Linked DNA regions of Homo sapiens: all the other regions are linked to region 4. Evidence: chromatin contacts called from ENCODE Hi-C data. All regions are on one chromosome and are shown on one strand. The core of a region is the stretch at or near the end of the contact, and the rest is flanking DNA. Distances in the headings are between cores, read along the strand shown.

The links. A loop is a pair of places that touch in the nucleus more often than their neighbours do. Pooled maps may share reads with other maps.
Region 1: a loop to region 4 is called in a pooled map, with 9 times the contacts of the local background. The contact joins two enhancer-like sites. A Hi-C loop is called at or near these places in 9 of 37 single-sample maps with no recorded cell type and 3 of 50 pooled maps.
Region 2: a map with no recorded cell type shows a loop between it and region 4 (9-fold over the local background). The contact joins the promoter of GIRGL here to the enhancer-like site in region 4. A Hi-C loop is called at or near these places in 9 of 37 single-sample maps with no recorded cell type and 3 of 50 pooled maps.
Region 3: a map with no recorded cell type shows a loop between it and region 4 (12-fold over the local background). The contact joins two enhancer-like sites. A Hi-C loop is called at or near these places in 1 of 168 maps with a recorded cell type or tissue (posterior vena cava), 2 of 37 single-sample maps with no recorded cell type and 2 of 50 pooled maps.

What each region holds. Positions count from the first base shown.
Region 1 is chr7:20,236,930-20,240,153 of GRCh38, reverse strand. No RefSeq gene overlaps it. Among named protein-coding and RNA genes, the nearest start is that of GIRGL, 21 kb to the right of the region's middle. Within about 2 kb of position 1,298, at least 5 of the 41 ENCODE cell types and tissues checked have a DNase peak (open chromatin) inside an H3K27ac peak, as active enhancers do.
Region 2 is chr7:20,215,717-20,218,861 of GRCh38, reverse strand. It overlaps GIRGL (glutamine insufficiency regulator of glutaminase lncRNA), which reads right to left and starts at 1,285. Exons shown (of 4, transcript NR_134569.1): 1 at 1,240-1,285; 2 at 499-606. MACC1 (MET transcriptional regulator MACC1) reads left to right here and starts at 1,478. Exons shown (of 7, transcript NM_182762.4): 1 at 1,478-1,563. RefSeq lists an enhancer at 454-1,653.
Region 3 is chr7:24,964,250-24,967,355 of GRCh38, reverse strand. The region is part of intron 1 of OSBPL3 (oxysterol binding protein like 3); the gene reads left to right. Among named protein-coding and RNA genes, the nearest start is that of OSBPL3, 14 kb to the left of the region's middle. RefSeq lists an enhancer at 1,020-1,179. Within about 2 kb of position 1,340, at least 11 of the 41 ENCODE cell types and tissues checked have a DNase peak (open chromatin) inside an H3K27ac peak, as active enhancers do.
Region 4 is chr7:22,445,638-22,448,508 of GRCh38, reverse strand. All of the region lies in intron 4 of STEAP1B (STEAP family member 1B), which reads left to right. Among named protein-coding and RNA genes, the nearest start is that of STEAP1B, 53 kb to the left of the region's middle. RefSeq lists enhancers at 364-433, 444-493. Within about 2 kb of position 1,328, at least 2 of the 41 ENCODE cell types and tissues checked have a DNase peak (open chromatin) inside an H3K27ac peak, as active enhancers do.

The DNA.
Region 1 (3,224 bases), core at 49-2,548, 2.2 Mb after region 4:
ATCTCTGAGGAGGTGGTATCTAATGTGACAAGGAAAGATGAGAAGCAGAAAATAATGAAAAACAGACTGGAAGGATGGTTACCAGAGACTGGGAAGGATAGTGGGAGAGAGAGGGAGGTGGAGATGGTTAATGGTTACAAAAATAATAGAAAGAATGAATAAGGCCTAGTATTTGATAGCACAACAGGGTGACTCTAGTCAATAATAATTTATTTGTACATTTAAAAATAATTTAAAAAGTATAATTGGATATTTGTAACACAAAGTATAAATGCCTGAGGGGATGGATACCCCATTTAACTCTGATATTGTTATACATTGCATGCCTATATCAAAACATCTCATGTACCTCCCAAAATATACACATATCATGTACCCACGAAAATTAAAAATAAAACATTTTAAATAATAAAATAAAATCATAGAAAAAGCTAGTCAAGAAAGCCCAGGCAAAGAAAATGGAAGGATTGCCATTAGAAGTAGAAGGAATAGAAGGAGGTGGGTTTAGTGACTCAATATAGATTAAGAAGAACAAAAAACTCATTTGCAGAGCCAATAATGAATCAAGTTTTCAGAGATCTAATCCTGTGATTTCTGTTATACTTTTCTGTTTCCACAACAGTAGAATGAGAATAAAATGTACTGAAGAGCCATGAGGAGGTAAAGGAAAAAAAAATACTCAAATTTTAGCAGGTTTTTGAGATCTCATGAGACAAATTTTATTTCCAGAGAATTAATAACTCTATAGGATAATATAGTAAGGAAAAAAATTTTAGGATACACAACCTATACTTATAAAAACATGCTATTTTCCAGCAGTAAATTGAGGCACTGGGGATGTTGAATGTGTTTTTAAAAGTATTTTGAAATTTCAATTAAAAAGTTTTATTGAAAATGTTATTCATGACAGTGCTCCACTTAATGTTTCAGAAAAGTCATTGCTGATGTCAATATCTATGGAAAATGTGACATAATTTTTGTTTCAGGTCAAGGACTGCAGAAATAAATTTTTACTAATGATTACTTCCTCATTTTAATGAGGTACTTTTTTAGTATTGTTACTCTAAGGTGGTGACACCTCATTACTTGGCAAATTTACATGGTTTTCAGATTTCTGATTTATAGAAAGAAGACCGTGTGAAGCCCTAATTCACTCAGTTTCATTATGTATACAACTGATTAAAAAATAAGTCATGAGGGAACCACTAACAATGTGACTGAAACTTTGTGGTTATCTGCTAGACTGTTGAACTAATCCAACACACACACACGGAAGTTACGTTCTCTCTAAGACTGTTATGGCAGAGCAACTTCCAGCTGCTTATCCAAGTTCTATGCCGTGTAGCCTGGGCGTGGGCGTAGCTGTCACATGAACGCTTCAGGGGATCTGTCAGCATGGGAAGGACAAGAAGGTAATGGGCTTAGGATTCCTGTTCCATGCCCATGCTTGACGAAAGCTTGTTTAGAATATTCTTCTAGGATTCTTAAAAGAACATTGGAATGTCCCTGCGTTATTCCTCAATGTTGGCTGTGCTTCTCTGCTGGGGAAGGGGCTTATCACATGCGACCAAAGAGGAGCACTGTCTAAGCATCATTAGTTTCATCTCTTTTTTTTTCTTTTTGCGGGGGCACGTCTCCAATCTCATTCTTTCTCTGCTGTCTAATTCTCTATATTCTTGCTTCTCAAGGGGAGGGTCATGAACCAGCAGCATCACCTAGGAGCTTGTTAGACATGTGGAATTTCAAGCCCCCGCCACCAGACTTGCTGAATCCAAATCTGCATTTTAACAAAGAAGCCTTACACGCACATTGAACTTTGAATCTCTCCTCTACATTCACACATGCACAGGTTTCCCCTATCTGGCAAGGCTATCATCATACCTTGCCCCTGTTTCCTTGCTCTAATTATATTTTTCCTTTCTGTTATGGCCTGACTTACATGTGCTGCTTCAGATATTCCCTCCAGAACGCTCTGCAATCTGGCTTCATTTCTACCTGTAGTAGCACATGTAAGAGTCATTGCCCCTCAGCATCCTTTCTCCTTACCTCCCTGGGGATCTACCCCTCCTCCCTTTTCAGACCAGGGGCTGCATACCCTTCCCCCAGGCTACTGCGTATAACCACATTAAGTCAAATACTGCATAACATTCCTTCTGACCATGGTGATTGGTGCCCACAATGAGATTGTTTTGTGACCACTTAGAGCTAATGAGAAGTAATCAGAATTGATTGGGACTTCTGGAGAGTAAGAGTTCTTACTTTTCTTACTGTGGGGTTTCAGGATGACAGGATATAAATGCTAGGGTTTCTCCTGCAATCAGTCCTGCCTTTAGACCCAGGCAGAAGTGGCTTCTGCTCTGGACCCAGGGTTATGGTTTTCCTCTAGCTCTACTTCTTCACACTGGTCAGGGAATCTGAAAGGCCATGAGGGTTTACCACCCAGAACCCATGATATCCCCTTCTTCAGGAACCCAAGACTCTGAAATTCTCTGTCCAATGTACTCCAGTCTTGCTCCCAAAAAATTCCTTGGGCTGTCTCTCAAGGTGTGTCTTGCTACTGGTGGTATTCATACTTCTCCAGCTTGAGTGGTGGCCAGGGAAAGGTTTCTAGGAGGGGAGTGGACAGAGCTTTGTTCTGTGTGCCTTAGTGTGCACATGTGTCTGTCTATCCAAGTCCCTTTGTTATACAGGATGGAGCTGAAGGTGAAGAGAAGCAGACACCGACAGCCACCACTTTTCATTATTGTTGGTAGCTCATGAAACCTACCCCCACCTCTGCTCTGGAATGTCGCTGATGATGTCTTCATTGCCACAACTATCCCTCTGTTTTCTTTTTTTTTTTCCACACTTACCCTTTCATTTAGCACTATCGGCTCCTTTAGCATTTAGAAAACTCAACTATTAAGTACTTATATTATGCAGGAGTCAACCCAGTCTGTTCCCACCTCCCACCCACCCCCACCACCTCCCTGCCTCAGGTCTCTTCATGTCCTTAGGCCCTTCCTATTAAAAATGGTTTTTATCAGTCACCTCTTCTCCTTCCTCACTGCAAATGTGCTGGTTTAGTCACTTCAGTGGATTTCAAACTAGTCTCATTTTTCTTTAATGCTTCCTCTACATAATCATGAGAATGACCTTCTACCAGGAAACTAATTATATTCCTTTCCTACTTAATCATCAGTGGTTTCTCTCCACCTAGAGAAAACAGACAGTCCTCATCACAA
Region 2 (3,145 bases), core at 36-2,535, 2.2 Mb after region 4:
GATATACAATGTGTTATGAGAGGAGCAGATGCAATATTATGAAATTGATTAGGAGGAAGAGAATAACTCAGATTAAGACAAACTGAGAAGGACATCTTGAAGAGTGTTTTTCATTGAGCTTTGGAAAAAATGAAATCTCTGAACATTTCAAGATGAGCAAAAATGGTTTCAGGGAGGAGAAATGCCATGCAGAATGCCCTCTGTAGGGTTTGGGGAAATTAAGAACCATTTGTTTTGGAAATAATATAATGACATAAAGGAAAGCTAGGTTCTAGTAGAGAGTTGAGGAACCTGTGACAAAAAGAAACAGAACAGCTCAGTTTGGATTGTGGGATGAGTCAAGGGGAAACTTCAAAGGGAATCTGGGTGGATTAGGTGATCTGGCAGCATGAAGCCAGGGATGCATCAGGGAGGAAGGGGTGGTTAGAACAGTAGGAGAGAAAGTGCAGAAAAGGGAAAGGAAACTTTTTCTTTGTCACCATTCTGCCATCTACTTACATTAGATGAATCCTTCTATTATGTTTCTGAACCCAGACCCAGCCAGGACTTGTCTCTATTCATTTTCTGGGCTGTGTCTAACAGGAGATAATAGGCTAGAGAGAGATGCTGTATGAACAAATAGAGAAACACATTTGTTTTAAACATTCTCTGTTGCTGATGTTGGAAAAAAATGTGAAACAATTATTGCACATTTCATTTCACTAAGTTTTACCTTTTTTCCCCTTTCCCCTAATTTTCTCTTTCTTGAATTTTGAACAAAATACACAGAAGGAAAACACAAAACACAGAAATGGAAAGTAAAATGGAAGAAAATATCAAGAAAACTTTATTCTTGCTTATATTTTAAAAGGCACATTTTAAAGTGTTATCTTAAAAATCCAGAGCATTTTAGAAGATGAAATGCCAAAAGGTCTCCATTATGTCTATATGTCTATGTCTTTGAGTGACAATCACAGTGCTGATGTAGAGGGAAAGGGGGAACTAGTTAGACACTGTCACTCACCTGGGAAGGCTTTATTCACCTGTTCCACAGGGCAGTGAGGCACCTTCAGCTCTGAATCACCGAAAGAGAATCTGGTGGGGCAAGTTCCAGCTGCATGAGGATTTGCTTGCATAAATATTTTTTACTTATTGCTAACACTGAGGGTGCCTTCTTACTCCCTGGCAAACATTAAACCACTTTTATTTCCTTTCATGGAAATAAGATTATATTTACAGATGGTTCTTAGATATACTCACCTGATTTTTTTTTAATTGCTTTTCCACCTGCTTCCCCTTTCTTCTTAGGGTGAAACTCTAGCCATACGCCCTCTTCTGGTTTCGGGTGAGGAGCCTGAATTGTGGGTATCGTAGTTCTCTTGCCTTTTGGGGTTTCTAGTTGGGCAGCTTTGGAGCCACAGTGGTAGAACTTCAAGTCCCAGGTGGCTCAGGAAGCAGGGGTGCAGTTGCCTGCCTGCATACGGAGCAAGGCATGTTTGAAGAGTACCCGGGTTTGGTAGAGTGACTTCTATTCACTAAAACCATGTGTCTGAACTGAAGAAGCTTGGGCTCACTTCCACAAATGTAAGTGCTGATTTTTTAAAAATAATATTCCTTTCACTATTGATATGTGCTACACACTAGGAAGTTGTATAATTTCCAGAAAAATGTAACAAACCAGCTGCTTAACAAATCAAGCCCTGCTTAAATAAAGGGAAGGTAACTGGTATTCTGTGGGCTTATGGGACATGTGTTAGAATAAACCTCATGACATAGAATAGAATAATACCTTGAGACATGGTTTAGAATAAAGTAGTTTATTTTAAAAAAAAGGAGGAACCCAGGTCACATTAACCATCAAAGGCAAAAACAAAACACTCTATGAGTTGCTTAAAATATGTAGATGGCTGAAATCCCCTAAAAACTTTAAATATCTCAAAAAGCATACAGGTATGTTAAAAAGACTGTGCTTTGAAGATAGATAAAGTTGCAATCAGCAGCCCCACTGCTTATTAGATTTATGACCATTGACAAGATGTTTCACCTCGCAAAGTCTCAGTTTCCTCATCTGTAAAGTGTGTGTGCATAACCTACCTCATTAGGTTAATAGCATTAAATTATGAATAAAAGATAATCATGTAATTAAGTTAAGGGGGTCATTAAATTAGCACAGTGCATTGTACTGAATAGACAGATGATACATGATGGAGGGTAACTTGGCTTCATCCTAATTAAGTTTCAATTAAGCTTGGAAAACACACCAAAGAAACAAAAAGACAAATACTGGATGATTCAACTTACCTGAGGTATCTGGAGTAGTCAAACTCACATAAATGATACTTAGAATGGTAGTTGCCAGGGGCTTGGGGGAAGGAGAAATGAGAGTTGTTTAATGGATATAGAGTTTCAGTTTACAAGATGAAAACACTTGGAGACTGTACAATAATGTAAATATATTTAATACTATTGAACTTAAAATTTGTAAGTGTAAACACTTACAAATGGTTAGGATGGTAAATTGTATGTTAAGTTTTTTACCACAATTAATAAAGATAGATTTTAAAAAATTTATTTTTAAGATCAAAAAGCATGTAGTGAAAATTCCAATGCCTTCCATTTATTAAAGGTCTTCCTAATTTCCTAAAAATGTCTTAAGTCTATATTCAGTGGGTCTAATTTAGGATTGATATTGACTTATCTATGTTAATGTCTGGTTTTTACATAGCAATTACTGGGTGATAATGATGAATTTCAGGTATATTCTTAAAGTTGTCTTAACCTCAGTGGTGATTCTTTTATGCCCCCCTGAACTTAATTACATGATTATCTTTTATTCATAATAGCGATTTTTAATATGATTTCATGGGTAGTGTACAGAATCTAGAAATTATGAAGTCATAATTATTAGTTACAATTTGCTTAAAAGCTTTAGTTATGACTCATTTTTAAAACTTAAAGCAAAAATATTATTTATTCCAGTTTTCTCAACTTCCTTGTAGCTAATTTACAAATAGAATATTTTTATCTGTTTGTGTTTTAGAGATAATAAAAACTATTAAGGCAAAGTTTGTTAAACACCATCTTATCTTAAAATGTATTGGCTGATTTGGAGGACAAAAGACATTTTGGAATTATACTAATTTTGAACTTGAAGACATGTCTGTTG
Region 3 (3,106 bases), core at 91-2,590, 2.5 Mb before region 4:
AGCAAAGGTGAAAACAGTGTTATCCCTTGCAGCTGTAGGGTAAGAATTCATGGGAACCCAAGGGTGGTGCATGGCTACTTCATCCTCTGGCCATTGGAGAGCCACAGAATGTTTTGAGCAAGGGAATATGTGTTAATCAGTTCAACTGGTAGTCAAATACAAAAATTAAATGTTGTATGATTGGAAGATTTCTGTGTGTACACTGTGGGAAGGAGGGATGATAGGAAACAGGAAAAATTACCATAAAAATTTGAGATAATGTAGATGACCTGTGAATACAGATTTAGAGTGTCTGCAAACAGGCATTGTGATGGCTCATGCAAATTCAGTCTCTTAAGCTGAATTTGCCTGTGTGGCAGTGTATTGCTTATCTTATGTATTAGTCACTTAGGGGATGTTTTTCATATATTTTCCAGAAGACTGTGAATGGGGAATAAGCAAAGTGGCGGTAAATAAAAAAATGATTATTTGTTGACATAAATTTGTATGTATGTGATTTATATATGAATTTTGCCTGGGAAATAATGATCAGCCTCATGAGGCACAACAAGCCCAGCCTCTTTAGAGAGGCGTTGTGTTTGTACTAGCAGTTCTTTTACCTTATAAACATACATATACACAAACATAGTGTAAAACTCCACCCTAATTAGGTTTTCAGCTCAGTCTTTCTCTGGGCCAGTGTCTTCTTTAATTTTGTTTTGTGTGTGTGTCATTAAGGAATGATACCAATAATAGGGTGTCAAAAAGGAAAGACTTTGGCCTAAACATGGCTCAGAAAAAGGACTGCCTGGCCTTCTTCATGCACACCTGCCAATGCATCATACTTCTGACTTGTAATTCCTGTTTTTCTAGTCTTTGATCGCGTGGGGCAAAATAACATTCCAGCTTGTTTGTTACTTTGAGTTCTGCATCATTTGTTCCTTGATTAAGGGCCTGGAAGCCCCACTTGTTTGTGGCATCCAGAGGTCTTATTTTCCTGGGTGTGTGTAGCTAGGTGTAGATAGATCTTTATATTAGATGACTGCCTTTTCTGACCCACAGATAAGACACCTTTGTCTGACAGATGCTAGGGGTCAGAAGGACAGGATGTGGGAGTTTGGTTTCTTTTGTAAAATGTGCAGTGTGTGGTCTCCGCAGGTGCTGGATTTCTCTTCGCGGCTAAGAACTTCCCAGTCTGGGGAAAATACCCATGTTGTAGGAAGCGAGATCTGTGGGTCTTGCTGTAGCTAGTTAACTCAGGCTGAGGTTTAGCAAGTCATGGACCTCCCACATCCTTTTAACAGTACTGTTTCTCCTCTCTCTCAGATGACTTGTGTGAGACTTAGCCAGGTGTCAATGGATGTGAAGGGGGTTTGGAGGAAACAAGGGCAAGACAACATTCTGGCTGGACAGGGAGCCAGCTGGAGGGGTGGGGCCACATGAATGGGACACACCCTTGAGGGAAGTGGTTCTAAACCTCAGCAGTGTCAGAGTGTCCTGGAGGGACTGGTAAAACACTTGAGTTGAGTCCGTCGCAGTGGCTAATGCCTGTAATCCCAACACTTTGGGAGGCTGAGGTGGGAGGATTGCTTGAGGTTAGGAGTTCAAAACCAGCCTGGTTAGAATACTGAGACTCAGTCTCCACAAAAACAAACAAATTAATTATTTAATAAAACAGATTGCTGGGCCCCACCCCCACAGTTTCTGATTTAGTGGGTTTCTGATTTAATGGGACCTGAGATTCTACAATTCTAATAAGTTATTAGGAGATACTGACTCTGGTTCATGGACCCCTTAGCAAATCCAAGCATTGGTTCAGCAGGCAGAAGACCAAGTCTTAACCAGCCTGGAGTCCATTCTGATTCCGAGAAGAACCAGAGAATTCTGGTTATCATTAGATTGTCATAACCCCCTTATTTTATATAACACTTCCACATTTGTAAATCACTTTAATATATGTTTCTTCTCACAACAAAATAACCCTGTGAGGTAGGCAGGGGATTTATTAACCTTGTTGGACGACTAAGGAAAATAAGATTGAAGACAGATGACTGACTTACCCTAGGGGCAAAAATAGTTGAGCTCATACTTATATCTAGATTTTCTTACTGTAGATTTATTGCTCCTTCTACATTGTCTTTTTTCCTTGGAAAATACTACATTTTATTCAAATGATTTTGAGACAAAACAAAATTAGGGAGATGTAGAATCCTTTCGCTCATGCATTAACAGTAAATATTTTTTGAAGACATAATACAGAGCACATACTTATTGTTGAATAAATGAATGAATGGTTTCCATAACTTCCCTAACTACTTCTGAACTCATGCACTTTAGTGGCCCAGTAGTCTCAATTACAAATAATAAGAAAAGCACAATAATTAATTAATACAACATGCCTATTAAAAATACTTCCCAAAACATTGCCTTTAAAGCTAGTAAAAAGCTTAGAGATCATCTGCTTAGGTATTGCTCAATGTTTGTCCAACTTTACTTATTTTAATCACAGCCCCCAACACAAAACAACTTTTAAGTTTAGAATAGTTTTAGAGGTAGAGAAAAGATGTGAAGATAGTACAAAAAATTCCCATATGCCCCAAGTGGTTTTCCCATTGTCAATATCTTACCTTAGTATACTTTTGTCACAATTAATAGACCAGTACTGTTGCAGTATTAATAACTAAAATCTATACTTCATTCAGATTTCCTTAGCTTTTCCTTAGTGTCCTTTTGCCGTTCCAGGACTCCATGTGGGGTTCTACATTATCTTGGTTGCCATGTCTCCTTAGATTCCTCTTGGCTGTAATAGTTTCTCAGGCTTTCCTTGTGTTTGATGACCTCGAGAGCTTTGAGGAGTAGTGGTAAAGTATTTTGTAGAGTATGTCTCCACTGGGATTTGTCTGATGATTTTCTTGTATTGGACTGGGGTTATGGGTTTTGGGGAAGAAGATTACAGAGGTAAAATGCCATTCTCATTACATCATATCAAGAGTATATGTTAGCAGCATGATTTATAGTTTTGGTTATGTTGACCTTGCTCATCTGGTTGAGGTAGTGTTTGTCAGGCTTCTCTACCATATGGTTATTTTTTCTTCGCCTTTCCATACTATACTCTTTGGAAGTAAGT
Region 4 (2,871 bases), core at 79-2,578:
TATTACTACACAGAATTATAATAGAATGATAACATATTTTTAAGCGTGAGGTCCCTTAAAAATGAGGTAATATTGGGGAAATGAAATGGAAATATGAGTTCAAGGAAAAAAGTTCTATTAAAAGATCATTCATGTATTTTAAAATTTTAGATGATAAATATATCATTTCTATCTATATTCCTTTGGATAATGGAAAAATATAATTGGTATCTATATTCCTTTGGCCATATAGAAATGCATTCATTAACATTTTGTTGTAAAGTGTCAATATTGACTACGTGCCATAATTACATCTTTGCAACTATTTTAACACGGGAAGGGAAACTTGAAGTCTCATCTGAAAAAGGTTCAAGAGGATATGTAGGTTTCTAAAATTGTTTTAGGAGATATGAGAGTAAACAATGTTGCCTCGCTATGATAAACCATAGATGAATAATGACTAGATGAATGAATAAGCAAACCAGCAACTGAAAGCAAGAAATCCCTTCTAGGGTAAATACAACTGAAAGCAAGAAATCCCTTCTAGGGTAAATGAAACCAATATGGGTTGCATGACGTTTATCCAATGCCTTCATGTCTTTGCATCTCAATTGCTCATCTGTAAAAAGGAGATGGTGATAACTGTTTGTGAGCCTTAGATGAGGTCATGCATGTAAATGTGCTTTGCACCTGGCAGGTCCTCAGTAAGTGTTTGCCGAAGTACTAGGTGGCAATGCAATTTGGGTATATCCATCTCTTCCTGTCCTAAGGGATGCTGGTCAGTGTACCAGAAGTAAAACAAATTGGCTTCTATGGCTGCACACCAGGACAGGTCTTGATTACATGAAGGACCTTACTAAACACCCTTCCATCCTAACAAAAATATGTGGAGCATTTGACCATTGCACAGGGATGAGTTCCCACTTTACTCCCACAAATGTGATTTGTGTCAGCTTTGCCCTACAAATGATGTGTTTGTGGACATTCCATCTTTGGAATCTATTAAAACAGTCATTGTCAAGTATTTATTTAGAGTCAATAGAACTACTATGTATTATATAAAATATAAAACACAGGCAGCATGCTTCATGCCAAAGTGGTTACTGAATCTACTCTTTTATAAATATACAATATTGACTGATCTTCCAACCAACTGAATTACAAGCTGACCAGTACACACACAAGAAGTCATTTCTTTATAACAGTTGATGACAGGCCTCTGTCACCAAACTGTATTGGAAGTTGGCCTGGCATTTAATAAGCAATGGTGACCAATTAAGGAAGTGAAATGCTTGTGCAAAGTGCCTAATATAATAAGGTTTTTGCCCATTACTGAGACATCAGTGATGTCCCAGAAGAGAAAGTGACTCTGGTTACAAAGTGGAACCAGGCCATGCTAAATTAGAGCTGCTTCTATACTAAGGCTACCAGTCATCTTTAACATCAAGAGTGCTCACTGAGCTCTTCAGACATTTACCCTAAAACAAGAGATGAATTTTAAAATGAGTCTTTTGATGCTCTCTGGAGAGCAAACCCTTAAGCTATATTCCTATAAAAATTAAGAATCTCATTCCAGACCCCAATTAAACTAAAAAATATTGTAGAGAGAGACAGAAAAATCAAGTTTCTACAATGTGCCAGCCACTGGCTAAGTGTTTTCCCAGATACTGTCTCATTACTCTTCACAGCACCATTGTGGGGTGGGCAGCATTCCTTCCATTTCACAGATGAAAATACTGAGGTTCAGGGAGGGTTCAACTTGGGACCAGGCTTGAGTCGTTTACCTGAAACAAAACCCACATTCTTTCCCCTTCACCTTATTAACTCTAATCTTGGCTGAAAAAAGTGAGTGCTCAGAAAAATAAGGGTTATAGAAGTGAGATTAGCATTCATATTCCAATGGAAGTGTCCATCAGAGTGGTTCTAAATCTTGGCTACGCATTGGAATTGCCAGTATTCCAGGGTTTGCACAACTTGCTTGTAAGAAATCTTAGGGCAGTGTTTATCAACCTATAGCAGGCTTCAGAACCACCTGGAGGTTTGTTAAAACAGATTTTTGGGCCCTGTCCCCAAAGTTCCCGATTCTGTCTTTCTGGGGTTGGCCTAAGAATCTGTATTTCTAACAAATTTCCTGTGGCTCCAGGTTGGGGACCTCACTTTGTGAACCACTGGCATAGGGCATTGTCTTGCAAAGCGCAGTCCTGTCCCAGAGTATCCAGGTTGGAATTAGGGACTCAAATGCAGGTTCTTGGCCCTGGCCCAAATCTATAGGATCAGATCTCAGAGGGTAGGGACCGGGGATCTGCCTCATAAACAAGTGTTCCAGATGATTCTTTCACTTGCAGAAGCATGAGAACTGTCATCCAATGGGTCTTTGAACTCCTTCATCTCATATACAGCCCAGCTTTTAAATACTGTCACATTTTGAACGACAACTGCACAGCAGAACTGCATTTACAGTTGACCATTAGCTGCTGCTGTGACTTGCTTCTGGTTATTTAAAATGCCCACAAGGGATCTCTTAGCCCATGCTTCATAAATAAAGCCCAAAGAAGAAATATTTATTCATTCATTTTTTTAAAAACTCTCCAGTTGTCAAGTTTCCGACTCATCAGGGGGAAAGACTGATTAGTGGTTGTTTCATGCTTCCCCACACAAGTGAAATCAGGAGGAGAAAAGCATTCTATAAAAGAGCTTATTTCCCTTCCTCTTCGCCTCTCCTGCCTCCTCATTTACCCTTAGCTATTCAGTTTCATCAGCCCTTGTGAGAATATAGCTCTGACTTTGAGTTTAAAGGGGTTGGGCTGCTTGGAGAGCAGTGCCCTCCCTGCTGCTCTTGCATCTGGGAAGCTGGATCACCACGGGGACTTCCCCCAAGCCGGAAAAGGTCGA